7 separate regions of the Homo sapiens genome follow, and all the other regions are linked to region 6. Evidence: chromatin contacts called from ENCODE Hi-C or POLR2A ChIA-PET data. All regions are on one chromosome and are shown on one strand. The core of a region is the stretch at or near the end of the contact, and the rest is flanking DNA. Distances in the headings are between cores, read along the strand shown. Region 1 holds the start of SCUBE3-AS1 (SCUBE3 antisense RNA 1). Region 2 holds the start of STK38 (serine/threonine kinase 38). Region 3 overlaps CPNE5 (copine 5). Region 4 holds the start of FANCE (FA complementation group E). Region 5 holds the start of PPIL1 (peptidylprolyl isomerase like 1). Region 6 holds the start of MAPK14 (mitogen-activated protein kinase 14). Region 7 holds the start of DINOL (damage induced long noncoding RNA).

Region 1 (2,883 bases), core at 22-2,521, 770 kb after region 6:
GAAACTGAGGTCCAGACTGAGGAGGGGACTTCTCACAGGTCCCTAAAGCACAGCAGTGACAGAGCTGGGACCACACACTGGATTGACTGGATTCTGGATTGATCCAGAATTCTCTGATGCCTCCAATTATTACTACTTCATATTAATCTCTATATCCTCCTTAGCACCAGAAAGGTGCTGGACGCTTGTAAGTCATGTGCTGATTGACACTGAAGGGCTGGGATCGCAGAGAGAGATGCCAGTGGGGGTGATTTTAGGATAAAGGCAGACGTGGAACGAGGGTCATACGGCTACAGGATAAAGATACTGAGGGTTGTGTACAAGGTGAGTGCGTGGAAAACTATTGGAGTAGGGCTTAGGAGTCGCCAGCAGAGTTTTGAGGGGAGTCACCGAGTTTGTGGGGAACACAAGGTAGAATCGGGGGGGTTACTGGGCCAGGAGGGTTACCCAGGTTTGGGGGTCACTAAGGAGGAGTGTGGGGATCTCAGGGTCATGTGAGTCACCGGATTAAAACTGAGGGAGTCACTGGTTGGTGGGTCTCTGAGAAGTGCTGGGGAAATTCCTGGGTTAGCAGCCAATGAATAATAACCAACGGTTACCTGGTGAGGTCTTGGGGTCAGTGGGTGGGGTGTGGGGTCACAAGGGTGGAGGCGGGCGCCGTCACGGGGTGAGGTTTGGGAGTCACGGGGGAGGAGCCGCAAGGCGGAAAAGAGGGGCAGGGACCCTGGGTGGGGGAGGGGGCCCGGCCGCGGTCCAGCGGCCAGGCCGCCCTGCTAGGGCCGGAGGGAGGTGGGCACGCCGGGCTCGGGACCTTCCCGGGGTCCTGCGCCCGCCCGGCCTCCCGCCCTGGGCATGGTTGGCCCACTCCTCCCGCAGCCACCAACCTGACAGCCCCCGAGGGCGACTCCGCCGACAGACCGCCATGCACCGGGCCCCGCCACCAGCGCCGGCCCCACAACCCGCCTGCGCCATAGCCCGCCCGCCCGCGCGCAGCTTGCCTCGCGCGATATCCAGGTTCCAGGGCCGCCGCACTTTCCTTTCCTCTTGGCGCGCCTCTACCGGGCCCCGGAACCCGTATAGAAAATACCGGGCACGGTCCACCCCGCCCCCCGCTTCGCCGCGGCAGCCATCCAACTTATCCTGGTTCCGGGGCTCCTGGAGCCCAGGCGGCCGGGATCTGAACCGAGCTCTTCGGAGCCCCGCCCCCACCAAGGCCGGGGTGACGCATGGCCAGCGAGGCTGAGCGCCCAGGGAAGGCGTGCTGACGTCACGACGCCCGGGTCAGGGCCTGGGCGCGGCTCGGAGCCGGGTCGTCGCTATAGCAATCGGGAACCGCTACCTGTCCATTCCAAGGATTCGGTCCAGCAGAAGCGTGAGGAGGTGGCGGAGGCCCCGAGGGCTTTGCGTCATCACTTCTGCGGCCTGCGGGCGAGAAGGTGCGCTTCGGGAGTAGCGCGGGAGGACAGGAGGCGCAGGTTGTGAGGGACGCAGGCCCTGGGGCTTCGGTCTCTGTCCTCCGAGCTCAGAGCCTCCAGGCTTCTTCCCGGCCGCGCGCTCAGCACTCACTGTCTTACGGTCCCGAAGCGCTTTAAGGTGCGCAGTCCGCAGGCCTTGCCTACTGATCTTCCAGCCACCCCTTGAAGGAAGCAGTTGCAGGTATTAAGAGCTCCTTATTGAAAAGGACGATGTAGAGGGGCGGTGAGGGACTCGCCTCCGCAGGGAGGGCGCCCTGGCGGTCTTCTCAGGTTCTCTCTCATTCCCGCGTCAGCTCCACCGTCAGGCTCGAAACCGACTACTCCCTTTTGTAGGCTTGCTTTGGGTTGAACATAAAAACCAAGCCCCTTTACTATTTCCCTGCTGGGAGGGGCTGCGATTGGGAAATTTTCAGAAACCTGAGGGAAAATTAAAAGGGAGCGAGCTTTCGGTAAAAAATCAAATTAAAAAGGAGGGGCGTTAGAGAAGGAACTGGTAAAGATTGCCTTTTAGGAGAGGAACTGGGTGGCTGGAAGAATGAGGTGAGAAACTTTCCCCTCTCTATCCTTTCAGACTTTAACTGGTTTCTTTTGTATCTTCCCCGCCCCGAAAACAATTTAACTTAATAAGAATAATTTTTAAAGGACGTAAACTAGACACAGTTACAAAGTACGGGGTTTGGGGCTTGTGGTAGCTAAAGGTGTCTTTGGGGATGCGGGCATCCTTTTCCTCTCCTGCCTGAAGAGCTTAACTAGAAAGCCCCCCTTTCGGTCTTAGACATCCCCTCTTCCTGACTTGTTCTGGCTGGGACCAGAGTTCAGTTTAGGTAGGCCAGTGAGTGACATTTGATGGTTAGAATTCCTACGGTTAGAATTAATCCCTTCTGTATCTCCTAGTATGGAAATAAACTGCCTGGCCACTATGCTGCCCTCTTTCCATTCCTTTTTGGTGGAAGTTTGACAAGTTATTTCCCATAGAAAATAACTTATAGGCCGGGCGCCGTGGCTTAAACGCCTGTAATCCCAGCACTTTGGGAGGCTGAGGCGGGCGGATCACGAGGTCAGGAGTTCGAGACCAGCCTGGTCAACATAGTGAAACCCCCCCTCTCTACTAAAAATACAAAAAAATTAGCTGGGCGTGGTGGCGGGCGCCTGTAATCCCAGCTACTCCGGAGGTTGAGGCAGGAGAATTGCTTGAACCCGGGAGGCGGAGGTTGCAGTGAGCCAAGATCGCACCATTGCAGTCCAGCGCGGGCAACAGTGTGACTCCGTCTCAAAAAAAGAAAAAAAAAAAGAAAAAGAAAAAGTACCTTATAGATACAGAGAGAAGATTAAGTAGCTCCTCTTATAATATGAATTGAGGGTTAGAAATACCGCAGGGAATAGAACTCAGGCTGTACCTGAGTTTGTC
Region 2 (2,887 bases), core at 319-2,818, 520 kb before region 6:
GAAGATAAGGTTTGAGCTGGGCTTTGGAAGGAGGAAAGAGAAGAGGAGAAAGAACATTGGATTTGCAGACAGAAAATGGGGTTCCCCTCTTGGCTACTTGGCTTACTAGCCGTGGGAATTCAGACAAGTCACTTAGCTTCTCTAAGTATCAATTACTTCATCTGCAAAACCTCGTGTGTCACTGCCAAAGTGAGGACCAAGTGAGATTAAATAAGTGAAAGTTGTTTGTAAACTGTAAAGCATTATGCAGACATCTTGGACTATTATTAAAAGCTTAAGAATGGGTAGGACTTTGACAACAGGCATTTGGGGAGAAGGGCCTCTGGGCAGAGAGAATGAAAGGCGAAGTGATTGATTGATATGTATGTAGTGACTGATTGAGACAGGGTCTCCCTCCGTTGCCCAGGCTGGGGTGCAGTGTCATGATCATGGCTCATAGCAGCCCTGAACTCCTGGACTCAATCAATCCTCCTGCTTCAGCCTCCACAGTAGGTGGGACCACAGGCACTTGCCACCATGCTGGCCAATTACAAAAATTTTTTTAGAGGTGGATTCTCCTTATGTTGCCCAGACTGGTCTCAAACTCCTAGGCTCAAGCTATCCTCCCACCTGGACCTCCCAAAGTGCTGGAATTACAGGCAGGAGCCACCGCGCCTGGCGAGAAGTGATTTTTGTTAAGAGGCTAGACAAAAGGAAACTGGGCTTTGAAGATGAAATGAATGAATAACTCGCAGCACATGCTTCCTTCTCTCCCTAGATGGCCCCTTTGCAGGCAGTCAGGGACCATGTCTCGTTCATCTTAGTTTCCAGGAGCTTGACACTTTGTAGTTGAGGGCTTTGTGCTCCATTCTCAAGAAACGACAAGTGCCCAAAGGCTATTAAACTTGGGACCTCTTTACCCCCAAAAGTAGTACAGAATAAGAGTTGGGTGGCCTTGAAAAGCACCTTCTTCTGTCCACACTGGGTCGCCCGCTGGGTAACCTCCCAAACCTATGAGAGCTCACCTTATCCCAGGTAAGGTCCTTACTTTAAGGAAGAGGAGGGGGGCCAAGGGCTCCAGCAGACCTGTTCTACACGGGGTAGGGGGGTGGGTGGGAACTATACAGGTGACAACATTTCATAGAACTACACACACACTCACACACACGCACATGACTGCATACCCAACAGGTTAAATCCGAGTGTGGTCTGTAATGAAGTTAATTGTATTGGTTTAGTTAATTGTATTGGTTTAGTTAATTGTATTGTGCGAATGTCAATTTCCTGGCTTTGAGAATGTTGTATCTTAAGAAAAATGTTGAGGTAAGCTGGGTGGGTGATGGTATAGGGAACCTGTATGTATTAATTTTGCAACTTCTTGTGAGTCCATAATTATTTCGAAGTAAAAAGTAAAACAAAAGAAAACAATGGAACTTCCCCCTCAGCCCAGCCTACTTCGAGACCGCCTCACACTCACACATCTGGCCTCACCCAGGTCCAGCCAGCCCTAGGCAGGGGGTGAAGGGAGGGGCAGGGCGGGGCCACGCAAGCGCAGTTCCGCAATCCCGGCCGCTCCGGGAAGTCGCGCATGCGTAGTCTCGGCCCCGGGCTGCCGCGCCAGCCCGTCTCCGCGGCGGGGGACCGGGCTGCCTTGGCCCCTCAGCGCTCGCGTCTTTTCCGGCAGTTGGAACGCTTCCTGTTGTCCTCACCCGTAACCGCCTGTTGCCCCCTGTCTCAGAGTCCCTCACGCGTCCCCTCCCGTCTTTGGCTCGTTGGCTGCCGCCGCCGGGGCTTCGCCAGCCTTCAAGTCGAGACTACTGGCCGAAGGGGCGTCTGCGGCTCTCCGCCGTCCCCAGCCCTGCCTCTCCCTGGGCTCTGGTGAGTTGCTTGCTGCCGCCGTCTTCACTCCATCCCGGGGTTTTTCCTTTATCTCCTCCTTCCCCAACCTCCGACTCCTTCTTGGGCTTTCTCCTGCTCGCCGGCGCCCTCTTTCAAGCCCTAACCTCTCAGCCTCTTGGCCTCTCTCCGCCCCTCTCCTTAACCCCCTTCTTCCCCCGTCTCCAGATGCCCCTTGTTGGCCCTCTCCACATTTTTCCAGTCCCAGCCTTTCCACCCCATCCTTTATCTTTCTCCTTTTGCAGTTGGAGCGGGAGCCAGGCTTTCCTTTCCATGTTGCCACCTTTGTCTGCTCCCTGCCACCAGTCAGTCCCTCAGGGATCTCGGTCATCACCGGTTTTTATCTCCTTTTCCTTCTTCTGGGGTCTGTGAACTGTGGTCTGAGGCAGAGATGTCGAAAGCCCCCCTTGGGGTGTGGTATCTTTGAGTCGGCTCCTTTCTCCGTTAGTCTTAGGATACTGGGCTTCAGATAAGCTTCAAATCACAGGAAAAGGCAGGGAAAATTCTTAAGAAGAGAGTGGAAAAGCAACAGCCAGAGGAAAAAGTCGGTAAGGGCTTAGAGGAAAGTCTGTGTCAGAAAGCGGGCAGAACGGCCGGCAGAGAGACCAGATCTCTCAGTTCATTCTGAAACGACTAAAAGACTCGGAGAGAAACTTGTTCTGTTTGAAATGCACCGAGGAGGGTTGGAGTGAAGTAGACCCTGAGTGTCTCCACCCTTTGAGCTCACCCTGCCTCTGAATTAGCCAGGCAATATATTTGGTTTCCCTAAACATAAAACAACCACCACCTCGATAACAGGCTCTCCTCCCCACCCTAAACGTTAGATACCAGCTTCCTCCTAAGAGGAGAGAACGCTATAGCAAACCATTTCATGTCCCAGCCCTATCCCCCATCACACATAAACTCCTAGGAATGGACATCAAAAATGAGTATATTTCCTAGTTAATCTTTCTTAAGGTGCTAAGTGCATAGCACTGTGCATGAAATGGGGGAAGAATATTAAAACAAGTAT
Region 3 (3,021 bases), core at 188-2,687, 730 kb before region 6:
GGAAAGGGAATTCCAGCATTCCTGCTGTAGAGAACAGCACATGCAAAGGCCCTGAGGTGGAGCTCACAGTGCATTTCTAGAACAAGCCACTTTCTCTGCAGTGCAAACACACCCAGATTCATCCTCTCTGTGTTCCTTCCTCACTCTAGAGGCCCATGGCTAGTGCAGCCAAGCCTGGTCATTTGAGTCAGGCAGACTGTATCTCCAGACCTAGAAGAGGTTTTCAGGAGCTCTGGGGTTCCTCTGAGAAGCCTCATTTTCTCCGTCTGTAAAGTAGGACTAATAAATCATCCCCACCTTGCCACTGCACAGGGCAGCTGTGACAGACACATGGGAGATGCAGGCTTGTGAACTGTAAAATTACTCTGCTCATTCAAAGGGGACTGAACACCACTTCTTTGATTGTAACTGCTTCACAGACTGGGGCTTGGAGTCATATTTCCTTTGTCCAAGGCTGCGGTGTTTCTTAGTGGAGAGGCTGTCAGCATTTGGGCAGGAAAATTCTTCATCTCACAGGATGTTTAGCACCCCTGGCTGCTGCCCATAGCTACCAGTAGAGCCCCAGTCATTATGAGAACCCCCAAAATTCTCCCACGCCTTCCTAAATTCCCCTAGGGAAGACAGCACCTTCCCCAGCTGGGAATAAAAAGGTTCAAAAACCACTGATCTCATCCAGCCTTCTTACTTTAGAGACGAAGAAACTGTGGCCTAGAGAGGGCATGCGATTTGTCCCAGGTCACACAGTGAGCTGGAGACAGAGCGGGCCTAGGCCCAGGTCTCTTGACTTTCCTTTTACTCCAGCATTTCCCCATCTTCATCGCGAAAAATCACCCGGGATGCAGAAAGCTTGCTGAAATACAGACGCCCAGGCCAGTTCCCTGGGATTCCACTTTAGGAGGCCCAGGAATCTGTGTTTAGTGCTTTTCATCCCTTACTTATGGTGTGCAGAATCCCCTGGGGATCTTGTGAAAATGCCAAGAATCTGCATTTCTGCATTTCTACCTGGCATCGAGGTGATGCTGACGCTCTGGTCTAGGGACACTACCCTTTGAATAGGGGAAAGTCTGCTTTCACCCTGCGAGCCCCTGGGTGAACCCATATGGTCAGGGCAGTTAGGGCATTGCTTCATCCTGGGGGTTGGAATGGGGAGTGGTCAACTGTGTCTGCAGATTAGACTTACGTGAAGAGCTAAAAAAAAAAAAAAAAAAGAAGATCTCTGAAACATTCATGTAGCCCCGGAAACTCGGCTATAATGGGTCTGGGCTGCAGGATGATCTAAGAGCCCCCAGGGCATCTCATGGTCATCAGTCAGGGTTGAAGCCACTGCCGTGGTTCCTAGTAAGTCTGAGCTGCCACACTTGGAAGGAGGCCTGTGGTTCATCCAGGTGCCTAATACCTTAACCACAATAGCTGGGGGTCTTACTGCCAAGTAAGGGTGGTGCTCTCACCTGGCCCTCCCAATGAGCCTGTAAAAACAGCTGAATCTTCATGAATAGGGGGCTCCCAAACTACCAGAGAGGAGTTCGTTCTCTTACACAGGTGAAAGGTCCTCTGCCCTAATCTTGTCTCATATAATTGGCCTAGGATGCCAGGCTTTCATTTGTCTCCTTGATTCTAAATTGTTATGATAATGAGCTGCCAGGTAGCTGCCTGTCTTGGCAAAGCCAAAGCTAACTTTGCCAGGGCATAGGTTAAAAGGCCTCTGCTTGGGGGAGGGGGCCTGGGGTAGTCAGTTACCTCTGGGGAAAAGGATGGGCTACTTATGAGGCAGGATCTTGGGTCTGAGAGGGATGAGATGGGACCAGTAAGATTTAAGATAAGCACAGTCCAAAGAGGCACATTTCAGGACTAATAGCTCTAGGCACATGGAAGCCTGAAGCTGGTCGGCATTGGCAGGTTGTTAGGCCTGTGCCAGGAGGGCCCCCTTGTCCTCCACACCCCACCCTAGGTCCCTGGGGCTGAAGAGCCAGTGCCCACTTAGAGGAAACTAACACCCTTGGCTTGGACCCCGGTTCCACTGACACAGATGGGACCCTTCCGTCAAGGTCAAGAGTGCAGGCTCTGAAGTCAGACACACCCTGGTTTCAGATCCCTTCTCTGCCCTGGCAGTGTCCTTGGGCACATTGCACCACCTCTTTGGGTTTCAGTTTCCTTGGCTATAAAGTGGGGATAATAATAGTACTTCATGGGGTGGTGTGGGCAGTGCATGCAGTCATGCATGCAAAACTGGCACATGCCGAGTGTTCTGTCAATGTCAGCTCTCGAATCATAACCCATCTCCCCTGACCCCAGGCTCCCCACTGACCAAGCTCCCTTTTGTTTTGAAGGTCACCCTGCTTTCCTTTGCTGTGGAGTCAGAGTGCACCTTCCTTGACTACATCAAAGGAGGGTGAGAAGAGATACAGCCAATTTCATGGGCCTTGGGGAGAGGGAAAGGGCCCCACACACCGACAGGACCGGCTCTGGCCCCACCCTGGCCTCTTCAAAGCCCTGGTTGAAGGCTGTGGTGCTGGGCTCTGAGCAAACCCTGGTGTTTGGGCTGAGACAACTCATCCAGAGCCCTGCACATCCCCAGATCCCAAGCAGCTTGGAGGGAACTCCTGAGCCAAGGAGGCTGGCCTGGGTCATGTCAGGTCTCCATGCAGAGACAGGACCTGGAGCTGGTAGGGACTCCGTGACAGAAAGCCAAGGGCTTGGGGATGTAGAAAGAACCCTGCAATAGGAGTCAGGAGGCCCAGGCTCTAGGCCTCTCTTTGCCATTAATTTGCTGGGTTCCTTTGGGTGAGTCATTTTTCCTCTCAGGGTATCAGTTTCCTCCTCTGTACACAAAGAGAACGGAATAGGTAAGTGTTAAGGTTCCTTACAGCTCTGAGCTTCTGACACCTCTGATCTGTCTGGTTGGGGGAGGGGGACAGTGATTAACCTGCTCACTGTTATTAGGGCCCTGTAAGGGCAGCGGGATTGGGGATAAGCCAGGGATTGGTCCTGGGGCCAGCAGGTGGTCAAACATGAGTTTAAGGA
Region 4 (2,886 bases), core at 271-2,770, 580 kb after region 6:
CCCCAGGTTAAGGCCCTGCCCTCTCCTTACTCTATCCAGAATAAGCCAGATAGCTGGGCAAACATTTCTATAGCTTCCAATTTGGGGATTCAGACAAGTTCTCCTGACCCATCTCCTGAAAGAAATTCAAAGTGGAGTGTAGGAAGAAAATATTGGAACTCCCATTTTCCCCTATTTATCTAAAACATAAGAAATTAAGCATTAGAAATATTTAGCATCTGGATGGTTTCCAGCATAAATTATGGGGGAGGGGTATCCAAGAGGAGTGGAAGGCTGGCCCCACTAGGAGCTGAACATGGCACCTCACCCACTCATTTTTCTGTGTGTTTTAGTTAACTTTGCTAGTTAAGTGCATCTGTAGATACTGTACTCTTTTTTTTTTAAGCAAAAGTTGTCCTCACAAATAAGCACGTGGCTTAAAAGAATGCCTGCCAAAAAATTGGAGATAATATCAATAACAGAAACACAACCAAATAAAATGGCAGGGCCGACACCTCTGCTCCTAGTAGGAATCCTTCGTCAGCCACAGAGAGGTTAAAAAAAAAGTTCAATGTCATCCAAGAGCCAGAAATTATCAAGAACACTAAAATATGGATTCACAGTTACCATTCTTAGAGAAAGCAATCTTGCCTTAAAGTGAACGTTATGCTTTGAAAAGCAGAGCATACAGCCACCAGGATAGCGGATACGTATTCCACCATCACGTTTTAAGTATCTATTTTTGTACTTTAAAATGTACGTATTTTAACACATGTGTACACTTTATACATAAGTATACTTACACTGGACGTACGAGTCCAGTTTTTTAGAGATGGAAGTACGCGATCAAAAGTGATTTGCCTCCACTTATCATCACTATACCTTACAGCGAACAGAAGGCGTGTGCCTCGAGTTCCCGGATCCTCGATGTCCCGCACACAGCAAGTGCTCAGTGAAGGGTGCCCCTGCTCATAGGGTGCGCGGCAGGCCGTCGCTGAAGGGGCTTATTTCACCTCTGTGTGTGTCGTTCCCCCGACAGCCCCCCGCCTCCCATACCTGCTAAGGGGCCGCGGGCGAGGACTTACAGCTCCAGACGGCCGTCAGGCCCCTGCACGACCGGCTCCTCCCGGCACAGGGCCTCGAGCAAGCGACCCCAGTCGAAGGGCTCCCAGCCGCGGCTGCCCAGCGCCCGGAGCACCCCCAGGCCGCGCCGCGCCCCCTCAGGCCCCGCCTGCAGCGCCTGCAGCAGGAGGCGGGCGGGGGCCTCCAGCTGCGCCCAGGGCGCCGGCTCCACGCCCTCAGCCCCAGGGAGCCCCGCGTCCGGTGTCGCCATGCCGGGGCACGGGTGCCGCGCCGCCCCCTACTCTGGTGTGGGGCCTCAGCTCAGAGGCTGAGGGGAACGGAGGACTCCAGCGCCGTCCCTGACGCGGCGGTGGCGGGCCAGCTCCAGCGCCTGTTACAAGCTCTCCTCGGCGTTGGGAGACCGGAGAAACCCGGCCGCCCGAAGCCGCAGCCGTTCCCGCGCTGTCGGAAAGGGAAGGAGGGAGGCGCGGCCGGGGGCGGAGCCTGAACGTGAGGCCGGCGCGAGGGCCGGTCGCAAGGGGCAGGGCCGGGCACAAGTCCAGCCGGAGTAGGTGGGCGGGGCCAAGGCCTGGGGCGTGCCCATGGGAGGGGGCGTGGACAAAACAAGTGGTTAGTTTGTGGGCGGTGTCGGGCCAGGGAGCCTGGAGCGGGGCGGGGGCGGGGGTTGATGGAGGGGTGGATCCGCCGCTGACGACCCCAACCCTCTCCCTTTCTTCATCACTCCCCAAAGTAGTGGAATGGAGTGGATGTCAGGGGTTCTGTTGTGCTAGAGGACCCGCGCTGTATTTACGCTGACGGCATGTTGCTTGTCATGGACTTCACCATAGAATTTGACCACAATTTACCACCCCACTTAGCTTCATCTCTTCCACAGGCCAAAAGTGCTATCATTTGGGTTTCAGTCCTCTCCAGAAATAGTATTTGATATACAAACATCCCTGAGAATGACATGGTCACAGTAAAACCTAACACTATTAATACGGCCAAAGACTTTCTTCTGAACTTCCTCCCAAAGACCAAGCAGTAACCTTGCTCTGGGTCGTTTATAGGGGGCCAGGTGTGGCTCCACTTCCTAGGGTTCAGTTTAAGGAAGTCCGCTGGAGAACTTGGCTTCCAGCCAAGGGTGGGATCACTGCAAAGCGTAGGAAATAAGCGAGAAGAGCCCCACAGTGCCTCCTAAACCTTGCTTTGGGGGCTAGCTTGTATTTCCTGTCCCAGCTCTGCTGCCACACACAGCCCTTCATTCAGGAAATGTTTACTGAGCACCTAGGGACTGGGGATACTGGGAACAAAACAAAGATCCTGGCCCTCATTGTCACACAACTGGGGAGAGACGGAAAGCTAATTAAACAATGTTTGTGATGTGTTCAAAAAGAACATAACACCGACACACAGCACGAAGTGCTTTTAAATAGGGTGGTCAGGCAAGATGAATGTGAAGATGAGGTTGGCAAGCCAGATAGAAGTCTGTGAGAAGACCATTTCAGTCCTCCCTGTGGAGGGCGGGGGGGCTCTGGGGCAAAAGCATGGCTGGAACGGAGGGCACTTGCTGGATAGTAATAGGAGTTGAGATCAGAGTGGGAACCAGGTCAGATCTTAAGAGGCCTGAGGTCACAGAAAGGAGTTGGGCTTTCACTCTGAATAGTATGGAAAGCCATGGGAGTATCTTGAGCTTGATCTGATCTCCATTTGAGCCAAAATGATTTCAAGGGAGATGTCGGGAAAGACTAGTGATATTTCTTAGATAATGGCTGCTTTGCAAATGCCAAAATAGCAAGAAAGAAGTTTCTTCCAGACACCTTCTGTTTCAGGTAAGCAGCTCTA
Region 5 (2,797 bases), core at 291-2,790, 850 kb before region 6:
GTGTGTGTGAGACTCATCTCTGTCTCCTCAGTGCCAAGTGACTGGTAGGAGCTGCAGTAAAAGATTTAGGAAGAAAGTGATCATGATCTTGGGGGTGGCTTTTCAATATTCAGACATTGGAGCCTGGGAATGGCACATGACTCCCGAGATACACAGTAAAGAACTACATAAAGTCCAGAGAAAGGCAACTTAACAACAGACTAAACAGACCAAGGATTAAGACTTTTTCATCCAGCTCAAGGGCCACAAGGTGGGCATGAACTTGAAACTGCAGGAGGTGTAAAAATTATACTTTAGCATTTATCAGTTTAAAATGTAGTGTTCCGTTCATTATTCATTCAGCAAAGCTGAGCACCCTGTGCTCTGTACTGTGCAAGAAGAGCACAAAGATGAAGGAGGCCCAGCTCCTCTCTCAAGGAGCTGTCTAGTTTATCTTTACAACCTTGTACATCCTTATTCCTTGTTGACAATTAGGGACATTACAGTTGAACTGTCGTTAAGAGCACAAGTGCACCAGCTGTAGTACTTTAAGCAAGTTATTTAATCTGTAAGGCTCAGCTTCCTCAAAGTAAAATGGGAATAGTAATATCTACCTTGTGGGATTTTGAAGATTAAGCGTGAAAATACGCAATAAAATGCTTAGCTTGATGCCTGGCACATGGTAAACATTCAACCATCATTATTAAGTGGTGTGCAAAGCATTTACAGCGTTAAGTTTAGGTACTCTATTTCATTTTTGTCCTCCCTCCAAACATTATAGCTCCTCTAATTTGCTTCTGTTCCTCGCGCCCTGCGCAAACCCTCCTAACAACTTTCAGGTACCATCTATCCCAGCCAATGTTAAGCCTTGTTCTTGCTCTGATCCGTTTGTCCTGTTTTCTCCTGTCTCTTCCTTTCTTTATCTCCTATTTTCTTCCTGCCCCTTCCCTCTCTTTTCTCCTCAGACTCCTCGTCTTTGGATTCTGCAGGCTCAGATTTGCTTTATGACTATGGAAAAACAAGTATTAACTGCCGAGTCTATTTTCAGATCTGAAAAATGGTAATAATACTATCTACTTATAGAATTGTTTTGTGGAGTAGATGAGATAAGAAAGTGCAAGCACTGTGTACATCGTACAGCGCCTTACAAAAATTCTTTACTGGCATCTCTAAACTACCCTCTTTCATTCTCTGCCTCCCCTTCCCGTCCCTGCCCAATTGTGAGACTAAGAAATTCTTCGAATTTAATATTAGGACATAACTCCAACCAGAGCGCAGCTTTTCTGGTTGTTCCCGCCTTCCATGCCTAAACGAACCAATCAGATCGCCCAGAGTGGCGCGGTATCGCCACTTGGAGACCACCGCGAATGAAGTTTGCATTTTCCTCTGTTCTTGAGCCCAGCTTCTTCTCGTCTCCCACCCCAGCTTCCCGGCATTGGAAGAAGGGACCGTCCTCTTCCTTGTCTTGGCCACCCAAATCCTGGTATCGAAAGGGTTGAACGGACCGGAAGTGTGCAGCAGCGACGGGTCCCCAGCTAATCGACGCCGGAAGTAGCAATTACTAGACAAGCATTCCGCCGCCGGCTTCGCTATGGCGGCAATTCCCCCAGATTCCTGGCAGCCACCCAACGTTTACTTGGAGACCAGGTGAGGGGGTTCGGGCGTCTGGGGCTGGCAGAGGAGACGCGGAGCCCGGGCCTCACCACGGGTCTGCGTTCCTGGCGCGTTCCTCCGGGAGGCCGGCCTCCACGTGGAGGGGCGTGGAGCAGCGGCCGAGACGGCCCCCAGAGGGTTGAGAGGGGACCGCCATCGCCCGCGTCCAAGCTCCGCGGGGTCTTGTGCTGAGGTCTCAGCAATAGCTGCCTGATTGTCCTCCTTCCCCCAGTCCGCTCATTCATTCATTCATTCATTCAACAAACGTGTAATGAGTCCGCAAGCCAGGCATATGGAATATGAGTTCTGAGGATACAGAGGTAGATAAAACACAGACAGCCCTGCCTTTAGGAGCTTACGGTATAATGAAAGAGACAGACATGTAAACATTACGTGATAAGTAATACAGTTGTAGAAACAAATTCCAGTAAAATACAGGAAGAAGCACATTTTCCCCACTATCAAAGAGTGATGTGGTAACCAACCTGCTGGCGCCATGCCCCGCTGTATGTCATCTCATTTAGTTTAATCTTAGCAACTCAAATCATGAAGGTATTATTTAACTTTCTCCCTTTCAATATTAGCAGGAGGAAACGCCGGAATTTACAGCTTAAAGCCTTGACCAAAGCCACACAGCTAGTAACTGGAAGAACCTCGTTTGGAGCCTGGTGTGCTCGTCTCACCTTGCTAGATCCTTTAGCTCTATTCATTCCATTGCCTCTTTGGAAAAAGCTCAAAGTGATCTTTACAAAGTAGGACAAGGAAGGGATCCTGCTCAAAAAACCTTTAATAACGTCTTGCTGCTATAACAGTATAAAGTAAAAACGTATTAATCCTGACATTCAAGGTGATTTTTTTCATCTGGCCCTTGTCTACCTGCCATTCTCCCCTCAACAGCCAGGGACCAGCCAAGGTCCTCTGCCTTTCTGTTCTTGCCCATTGCTGCTTTCAGCTAAAGCAGAGTTCTGTCAGTCCTCTCTCTATTTGCTCATGCTGTTCATTTCATGCTCCCTGGCCATCTTCCCCACCTTATATGGCAAAATTCTACATCTTCAGGCTCCAACCTGTAATTTCTGAATTCTCCTGTTGGTATTTTTTAAAGTTACAAAATAAATTGTTAAATCCAAGCAATGTAGACATACAGAGTAAGAAGTGAAAGTCACCT
Region 6 (2,926 bases), core at 170-2,669:
AAGCTCTCTAAGGGACTTTTAAAACACAGTATTCGCAGGAATTATCTCAAAAAATATTTACAATACCTCCCAGCACTGTTAATAACTTTTTGATCTTGAGGGCGCCTTACAGATCTGAATCTTTCTTGCTCCAAATGAGAAAATTGTTTTGTCGAACAATACTTAAATGAGCAGTGGTATGTGACTAATCAGTGAGCCTGCCAGTTTCTCAAGCTGCAGTGTTCTTGCAGGCACTACCACCGCCGCCCCTCCACGGAAAGGAAATACGCTTTCAACCGAATCGGAAACACACCACTCAAGCTGGCACAGTGCTCACCGAGATAAAGTCGGTATTTTAAGCTCTATGGATCGCTGTTAATTCAAGTGCGAATTCAAAAAGAACGCTTTTCAAGATGGGATTTCGACAGAGTTTTGAAAAAAAAAAAAAAAAAAAAAGGCCCGGAGAGAGCTCCCTTCCTGGTCAGTTTTGTTCAGATGACCGCAGTCTTCGGGTTGGGCTGTGCCCTTCTGCTTCTCCCGGCAGTTCCCCGAGCTTGTCTGCTCAGAGGACCCAGGGTCCGGAGCCCCAGCGTGGGCGCATCACGGGAGAGGGTCCTTCTGCTCCAGGTAGGCAGGGAGACCCCCAAGGAAGCGGCCCTTCCCCCGGTGCCTGTTGCCGAGCAGCAACCCTCCGAGAGGGGAAGGCGCAGGGTGCTAGCCAGAACCGAGCTCCAGCACCACCACCTACCTCTCGCAGCGGACCTGAGTGCTGCACACGGTGGACCGCATACCTGCGTGAGTGCAGGGCGAGGGGTGCTGGAGGTGCAGAACGGGCAGAGCTCGAAGGGGCAGCAATGCCCTCCCCCGAGGAAAATTCCTGCCACTTGACGCAACGCTGAGCAGTGGAGCAGGCCTGGCCCTCGGGCGCGAGGGGCCACCCTGCCCACAGCGGCCCCAGGCCCAGCGACACTCACCACACAGAGCCATAGGCGCCAGAGCCCACTGGAGACAGGTTCTGGTAACGCTCGGGCACCTCCCAGATTGTCTTGTTCAGCTCCTGCCGGTAGAACGTGGGCCTCTCCTGAGACATTTTCCAGCGGCAGCCGCCGGGCAAGAAGGTGGCCCTGTGGGGCCCCCGCCTGCACCCGCACCCTCTCCCCGGCCCTTGCTGCCCGCCCAGCCGGGCGGGGACCTTGCGCTGGTCGCCCGCGCAGGTGCGGCTGCCGCGACCCCGCAGACTCCCGCGCGCGCGGCTGCTGTCAGCCGCAGCGGCTGGATGTGCCCCTGCGACTGGGGCAAGCCCCGCTAAGGGCAGGGACGCGCTCCGGCGCTCAAGACTGCGCCCGCCGCGATCTCCCTGCACCTTCGCCCCTACAAGGCCGACTCCGGGCTGCGTCGCAGTACTCCCGTTCCAGCTGCTGCGCCCGCTAAGGCTCCAGTGGTCGCGGTTCCAAGAGCCAGCAAACGGGAGCCTCCCGCAGTACTCTCGCGAGAACAGCTCCCGGGACTCTCCGAGAGCCGAGATTTTACCCAATATGGAACCTCTCCGCGGGCGGGGCTTCGTGAGAGAAGAGGATGGGAGGAGCAGTTCTCGCGAGAAGAGAACAATAACTGGAGACCAAAGGCAGAAACTCCCAGGGACTGTCTCCTTAAGGGCGCGAAGGCGGACCGGGGAAGGAAGAGAGAAGCTGGCAGCACACGCCTCGCGCGCCTCACCGTGGCCGGCGGGGCAAATACCTGGCTCTGTGGTGGAAAACGACACTGACAAATAGCGTGTCGGGGAAAGAGTCAAAAGATCTTTAACTGCGAGTAGTTACCAGCAGCAGAGCACCTGCTCACCTGAACCCCCAAATTCCAAAAAACACTTGCATAAAAAAGAGACAAGTGGCCGGGCGTGGTGGCTCACGCCTGTAATCCCAGCACTTTGGGAGGCCGAGGCGGGCGGATCACCTGAGGTCGGGAGTTCGAGACCAGCCTGACCAACATGGAGAAACCCCGTCTCTACTAAAAATGCAAAATTAACCGGGCGTAGTGGCGCGCACCTGGAGTCTTAGCTATTCGGGAGGCTGAGGCAGGAGAATCGCTTGAACCCGGGAGGCGGAGTTGCGGTGAGCCGAGATCGTGCCATTACACTCCAGCCTGGGCAACAAGAGCGAAACTCCGTCTCAAAAGAAAGAAAGAAAGAAAGAGACAGGTTCCGGCCAGAAGGCTGTTGCATTCCCATCTGCTCAAGGACATATGGGTTACTCTTTGAGATGCTGACGAAATATGTCCCAAAGGCAAATGTTAACCCTGCATCAAAGCTGAGGCTTTCCAGGGGCTGGGCTCAGTGGCTCACACCTGTTATCCCAGCACTTTGGGAGGCCGAGGCGGGTGGATCACGAGGTCAAGCGATAGAGACCATCCTGGCCAACATGGTGAAACCTCGTCTCTACTAAAAAAAATACAAAAATTAGCTGGGCGTGGTGGCACGACCCTGTAGTCCCAGCTTCTCGGGAGGCTGAGGCAGGAGAATTGCATGAATCCAGGAGGCGGAGGTTGCAGTGAGCTAAAATCGCGCCACTGCACTCCAGCCTGGCGTCAGAGGGAGACTCCGTCTCAAAAACAAAAACAAAAACAAAAACAAACCGAAGCTTTACATTAAAACTCTCCCAGTTAAACTTACATGCAGAAAAATCACCCTGGGAGTTTAAGATGCAAGTTCCCAGAACTCACAGGGAGTCTAATTGGGTAGGTCAGAGGAGGTCTTGATCAAGAGCATGCATTTTTATAATACATCTTAGGTGATTCTGATTCAGGAAAGTCTCTGATATCTCCCTTTGAGAAGCATTTAAAAAACCGTTACACTGAAGATTTGAAACTGACTCCTATCCTGAAGAGCCATCAGTGAAGAGGATTTTAAGCATTTAACTCAGGCCTCTTCGAGTAAGGAGAATAGGGCAGGAGT
Region 7 (2,902 bases), core at 188-2,687, 650 kb before region 6:
GCGACTCGCCCCCCTGCTCCGCTCAGCCCTGTAGCTTTCGGAGAGGGAATCTGGGCTAGGTCGGGAAGCCCTGAGCCCCCGAGGCAGCTGATAGAGGCCCTGAGCAGCGTCGTGCCCCCCAGACCCCCCACCCCTCAAAGACATGAACCCTCCCCGCCTCCCATCCAGGCGTGGGCTCCGCTCCCGCCCCGGAGTCCAGCGCCCCGACCCGAGGACAGGCTGGGCCGCGATTCTCCCGGCCGCGGTGGGAAAGAGGTAGAGGAGACCCTTGCCCTTCCCCGACTGACAGGCTGGTTAGAGCCCGCCCAGAGCAGGGCCGTGACTCCCCGACCCCTACAGCGCGCCGCGGAGCGGGGACCCGACGCGGTGTCCCGGACCTCCAGTGCCCGGCTTCCTTGGGAACAAACTGTTCCAGCCAAATAGGTCACTGTGCCGATGGGAGGACGGAGACCGCGAAGGGGCAGGGGAGAGGGCTTCTGGAGTCCCGCTGTACCCCATCCCGGGCGGGGTTCTGACCTCATACAGTCCGTTCCCTGGGGTCTCCTTGTCACAGTGAGTCACCTCCTCGCTAGTCCTTAGGGGACGGGTCCTGGCACATTCCCAAGGGCCAGGAAACAGCCCGCGCTGACCTCAGCGCTCAGCCAGGTGGTGGACACAGTGGCGTAAAGGACCTGAACCTGGGACCTGGGCCAGGGCGGCGCAGATTGGATCCCAGAGCCACCCGGGACCGATCCTAGACGAACTTACTCCACTCCGCTTTCCTCGCCCTTCCTGGGCCCCTCCAGGGACACGGACTTCATCCCCACGCCGCGAGCAAACTGCGCCTGGGGCCTGGAGCCAACCGCAGCCAAAGGCGAGCTCCCAGAACGGTCCCGTCCACGCCCTCCCTCGCCCCAGCTGGGTTTCCAGGGGCGGGGAGCGTGACCAGGGATTCCTGTACTTGTAATCCCGCTCTCCGCCCCGGGGTCTCCGGCACATCCCGACTCTCGTCACCCGCGCACTTAGAGACACCGTGTGCGCAAGCCGAGCGCGCACCGACCCACGCCCGTCATTCACCTGCCGCAGAAACACCTGTGAACGCAGCACACACCCGCGAACACGCATCCTCGCGGACACGCAGGGACACACGCGGGCACGCTTGGCTCGGCTCTGGGCCGCCGGCCCGGGGTCCCCTGTTGTCTGCCGCCGCTCTCTCACCTCCTCTGAGTGCCTCGGTGCCTCGGCGAATCCGCGCCCAGCTCCGGCTCCACAAGGAACTGACTTCGGCAGCTGCTCACACCTCAGCTGGCGCAGCTCAGCGCGGCCCTGATATACAACCGCCCCGCCCGGGCCCGCCTCAAGGAGGCGGGACCCGCGCTCGGCCCACCGCGCCGCCCGGGACCGCCCTCCCCGGGGCCCAGGCTCCTGGCTGCCCAGCGCCGAGCCAGCTGAGCCTGGCCGAGTTCCAGCAGGCCAGCCGGTCCCGGAACCTCGCGTGCTGCAGGAGGGCACTTCCCTCCTCCCCCAGTCCCTCGCCTGCGTTGGTGCGCTGGACACATTTCCCCACGAAGTGAGCCACAAATCTGGCTTTTTTTACTTGGAGAATGAGTTGGCACTCTCCAGGAGGACACAGCACTGTTAGAATGAGCCCCCTTTCTGGCTCACCGCTGACCCACTCTGGCAGGCAAGGATTTACCCAATGCAGCTGAAAAGATCAGGAGGATGACATTAATACATAAAAATTCATAAATTATAAAAACGATGCACCTCTCTGCAATTTCCAGAAAAGCCCCACAATATCACCTCTATTCCCACTGATCCCTCACTAGGTCACCTCTCCCAGAAGCACCTGGAGCACCTAGACACCCCAACAAAGCATCTTGAGGCCAGAATGATTTTTCAGTCCCGTTTATTTCACAGATGAGGAAATTGAGGTCCACTGAACTTAAGTATACAAAGTTGTTGATTGTCACATGCTTCCGGGAAGGAGGGAATTGGAGAGACTACCAAAAAAGGGCAACCTGATCTCCAGGGAAACAGAAGAATTGGACATTGAACCAATCTCCCTACACCCTACACTCACCTGAACAGAAGAAATCCCTGTGGTTGCAGCAGCTTTGTTGGCCAGGAAGGGGAGGATTTGACGAGTGAGTTGTCTGTCTCCTGAATACTCCCCACATAGCCCGTATACACTGCTGGGGAAACTGGGGCTCAGAGAAGTCTGGTGACCTAACTCAGATCATGCAGCAAAGAAATGACTATAGTTGGAACACAGGACTTTTGCCTCCTGCCCGGGGCTCTCTGCTTGTCATCCTTTATTTCTGTGGCTCCAAAATGACAAAAATGCCAAATAACCCTCATTTGCAGATGGTTTATGGAGATGACATAAATAAAGGACAATTCTGGAAGTGTCTACTGGTTCTTCTGACAGACACAGAAATGAGTGATGTGTCTATCCGCTCCCATCTACCTCACACCCCTGACCTCCCCTGGACTTCACCTTTGCCTCCTTTCTGTGCCTGAAACATTTGCAGTTTTGCTTTTAAAAAATTGCAGAGGATGGATTGTTCATCTGAACAGAAATCCCACTAAAAAACAGAACCCAGGCTTGGAGCAGCTACAATTACTGACATCTCAGGCTGCTCAGAGTCTGGAAATCTCTGCCCAGACATGCCCAGTCTTCTTCCTCTAACGCAGCTGACCTCGGGGAGGACAGGCTTCTTTCTCCTCTGCTGTGGGGATGGGAGCCCAGGTAGGGGTGGGAGGACACAGTAGCAGACCCCCTTGGCCTGCCTCGCCCTGGAGTCAGGCCAGGATTGTGGCTAAACCCCAGAAAGGCCACGGCACAGCCTCAGGACCCCACTCTAAGCCCCACTGCTGTCTGCACCTTCGCTCCTATACATCCAAACCATCCAAAGGGCTG

Evidence for each region. Hi-C counts contacts between places; a loop is a spot of excess contacts on that map. ChIA-PET counts read pairs that join two places held with the same protein, here RNA polymerase II (POLR2A). Pooled maps may share reads with other maps.
Region 1: a map of CD8-positive, alpha-beta T cell shows a loop between it and region 6 (19-fold over the local background). The contact joins the promoter of SCUBE3-AS1 here to the promoter of MAPK14 in region 6. A Hi-C loop is called at or near these places in 3 of 168 maps with a recorded cell type or tissue (CD4-positive, alpha-beta T cell, CD8-positive, alpha-beta T cell and naive thymus-derived CD4-positive, alpha-beta T cell) and 10 of 50 pooled maps. POLR2A ChIA-PET finds 5 or more read pairs at or near these places in 2 of 52 experiments (CD8-positive, alpha-beta memory T cell and activated B cell).
Region 2: a pooled map shows a loop between it and region 6 (10-fold over the local background). The contact joins the promoter of STK38 here to the promoter of MAPK14 in region 6. A Hi-C loop is called at or near these places in 1 of 37 single-sample maps with no recorded cell type and 8 of 50 pooled maps. POLR2A ChIA-PET finds 5 or more read pairs at or near these places in 2 of 52 experiments (activated T-cell and activated naive CD4-positive, alpha-beta T cell).
Region 3: a pooled map shows a loop between it and region 6 (6-fold over the local background). The contact joins the enhancer-like site here to the promoter of MAPK14 in region 6. A Hi-C loop is called at or near these places in 1 of 37 single-sample maps with no recorded cell type and 7 of 50 pooled maps. POLR2A ChIA-PET finds 5 or more read pairs at or near these places in 2 of 52 experiments (HEK293T and activated naive CD4-positive, alpha-beta T cell).
Region 4: a loop to region 6 is called in a map of B cell, with 10 times the contacts of the local background. The contact joins the promoter of FANCE here to the promoter of MAPK14 in region 6. A Hi-C loop is called at or near these places in 1 of 168 maps with a recorded cell type or tissue (B cell), 1 of 37 single-sample maps with no recorded cell type and 7 of 50 pooled maps.
Region 5: a loop to region 6 is called in a map of CD4-positive, alpha-beta T cell, with 2.6 times the contacts of the local background. The contact joins the promoter of PPIL1 here to the promoter of MAPK14 in region 6. A Hi-C loop is called at or near these places in 2 of 168 maps with a recorded cell type or tissue (CD4-positive, alpha-beta T cell and naive thymus-derived CD4-positive, alpha-beta T cell), 1 of 37 single-sample maps with no recorded cell type and 6 of 50 pooled maps.
Region 7: a loop to region 6 is called in a map of CD8-positive, alpha-beta T cell, with 6 times the contacts of the local background. The contact joins the promoter of DINOL here to the promoter of MAPK14 in region 6. A Hi-C loop is called at or near these places in 3 of 168 maps with a recorded cell type or tissue (CD8-positive, alpha-beta T cell, naive thymus-derived CD4-positive, alpha-beta T cell and sciatic nerve), 4 of 37 single-sample maps with no recorded cell type and 16 of 50 pooled maps. POLR2A ChIA-PET finds 5 or more read pairs at or near these places in 2 of 52 experiments (IMR-90 and MCF 10A).

Annotation. Positions count from the first base shown.
Region 1 is chr6:35,257,843-35,260,725 of GRCh38, reverse strand. SCUBE3-AS1 (SCUBE3 antisense RNA 1) reads left to right here and starts at 1,271. Exons shown (of 4, transcript XR_001744102.2): 1 at 1,271-1,436. ZNF76 (zinc finger protein 76) reads right to left here and starts at 991. Exons shown (of 14, transcript NM_003427.5): 1 at 885-991. RefSeq lists silencers at 559-878, 889-1,008.
Region 2 is chr6:36,546,160-36,549,046 of GRCh38, reverse strand. It overlaps STK38 (serine/threonine kinase 38), which reads left to right and starts at 1,568. Exons shown (of 14, transcript NM_007271.4): 1 at 1,568-1,857. RefSeq lists a silencer at 1,423-1,762 and an enhancer at 1,510-2,033.
Region 3 is chr6:36,752,402-36,755,422 of GRCh38, reverse strand. It overlaps CPNE5 (copine 5), which reads left to right. Exons shown (of 21, transcript NM_020939.2): 14 at 2,328-2,389. Among named protein-coding and RNA genes, the nearest start is that of RAB44, 56 kb to the right of the region's middle. RefSeq lists an enhancer at 1-61. Within about 2 kb of position 1,437, at least 14 of the 41 ENCODE cell types and tissues checked have a DNase peak (open chromatin) inside an H3K27ac peak, as active enhancers do.
Region 4 is chr6:35,450,972-35,453,857 of GRCh38, reverse strand. It overlaps FANCE (FA complementation group E), which reads right to left and starts at 1,520. Exons shown (of 10, transcript NM_021922.3): 1 at 1,065-1,520. The coding sequence starts at 1,312. RefSeq lists a silencer at 970-1,869.
Region 5 is chr6:36,873,546-36,876,342 of GRCh38, reverse strand. PPIL1 (peptidylprolyl isomerase like 1) reads left to right here and starts at 1,540. Exons shown (of 4, transcript NM_016059.5): 1 at 1,540-1,626. The coding sequence starts at 1,571. It also overlaps a transcript of C6orf89 not described here. RefSeq lists an enhancer at 1,320-1,549.
Region 6 is chr6:36,026,301-36,029,226 of GRCh38, reverse strand. MAPK14 (mitogen-activated protein kinase 14) reads right to left here and starts at 1,419. Exons shown (of 12, transcript NM_139012.3): 1 at 954-1,419. The coding sequence starts at 1,069. RefSeq lists a silencer at 1,079-1,178 and an enhancer at 1,369-1,808.
Region 7 is chr6:36,677,094-36,679,995 of GRCh38, reverse strand. It overlaps DINOL (damage induced long noncoding RNA), which reads left to right and starts at 1,437. Exons shown (of 1, transcript NR_144384.1): 1 at 1,437-2,387. CDKN1A (cyclin dependent kinase inhibitor 1A) reads right to left here and starts at 1,282. Exons shown (of 3, transcript NM_000389.5): 1 at 1,198-1,282. RefSeq lists enhancers at 401-988, 1,000-1,189, 2,382-2,902 and a silencer at 1,240-1,469.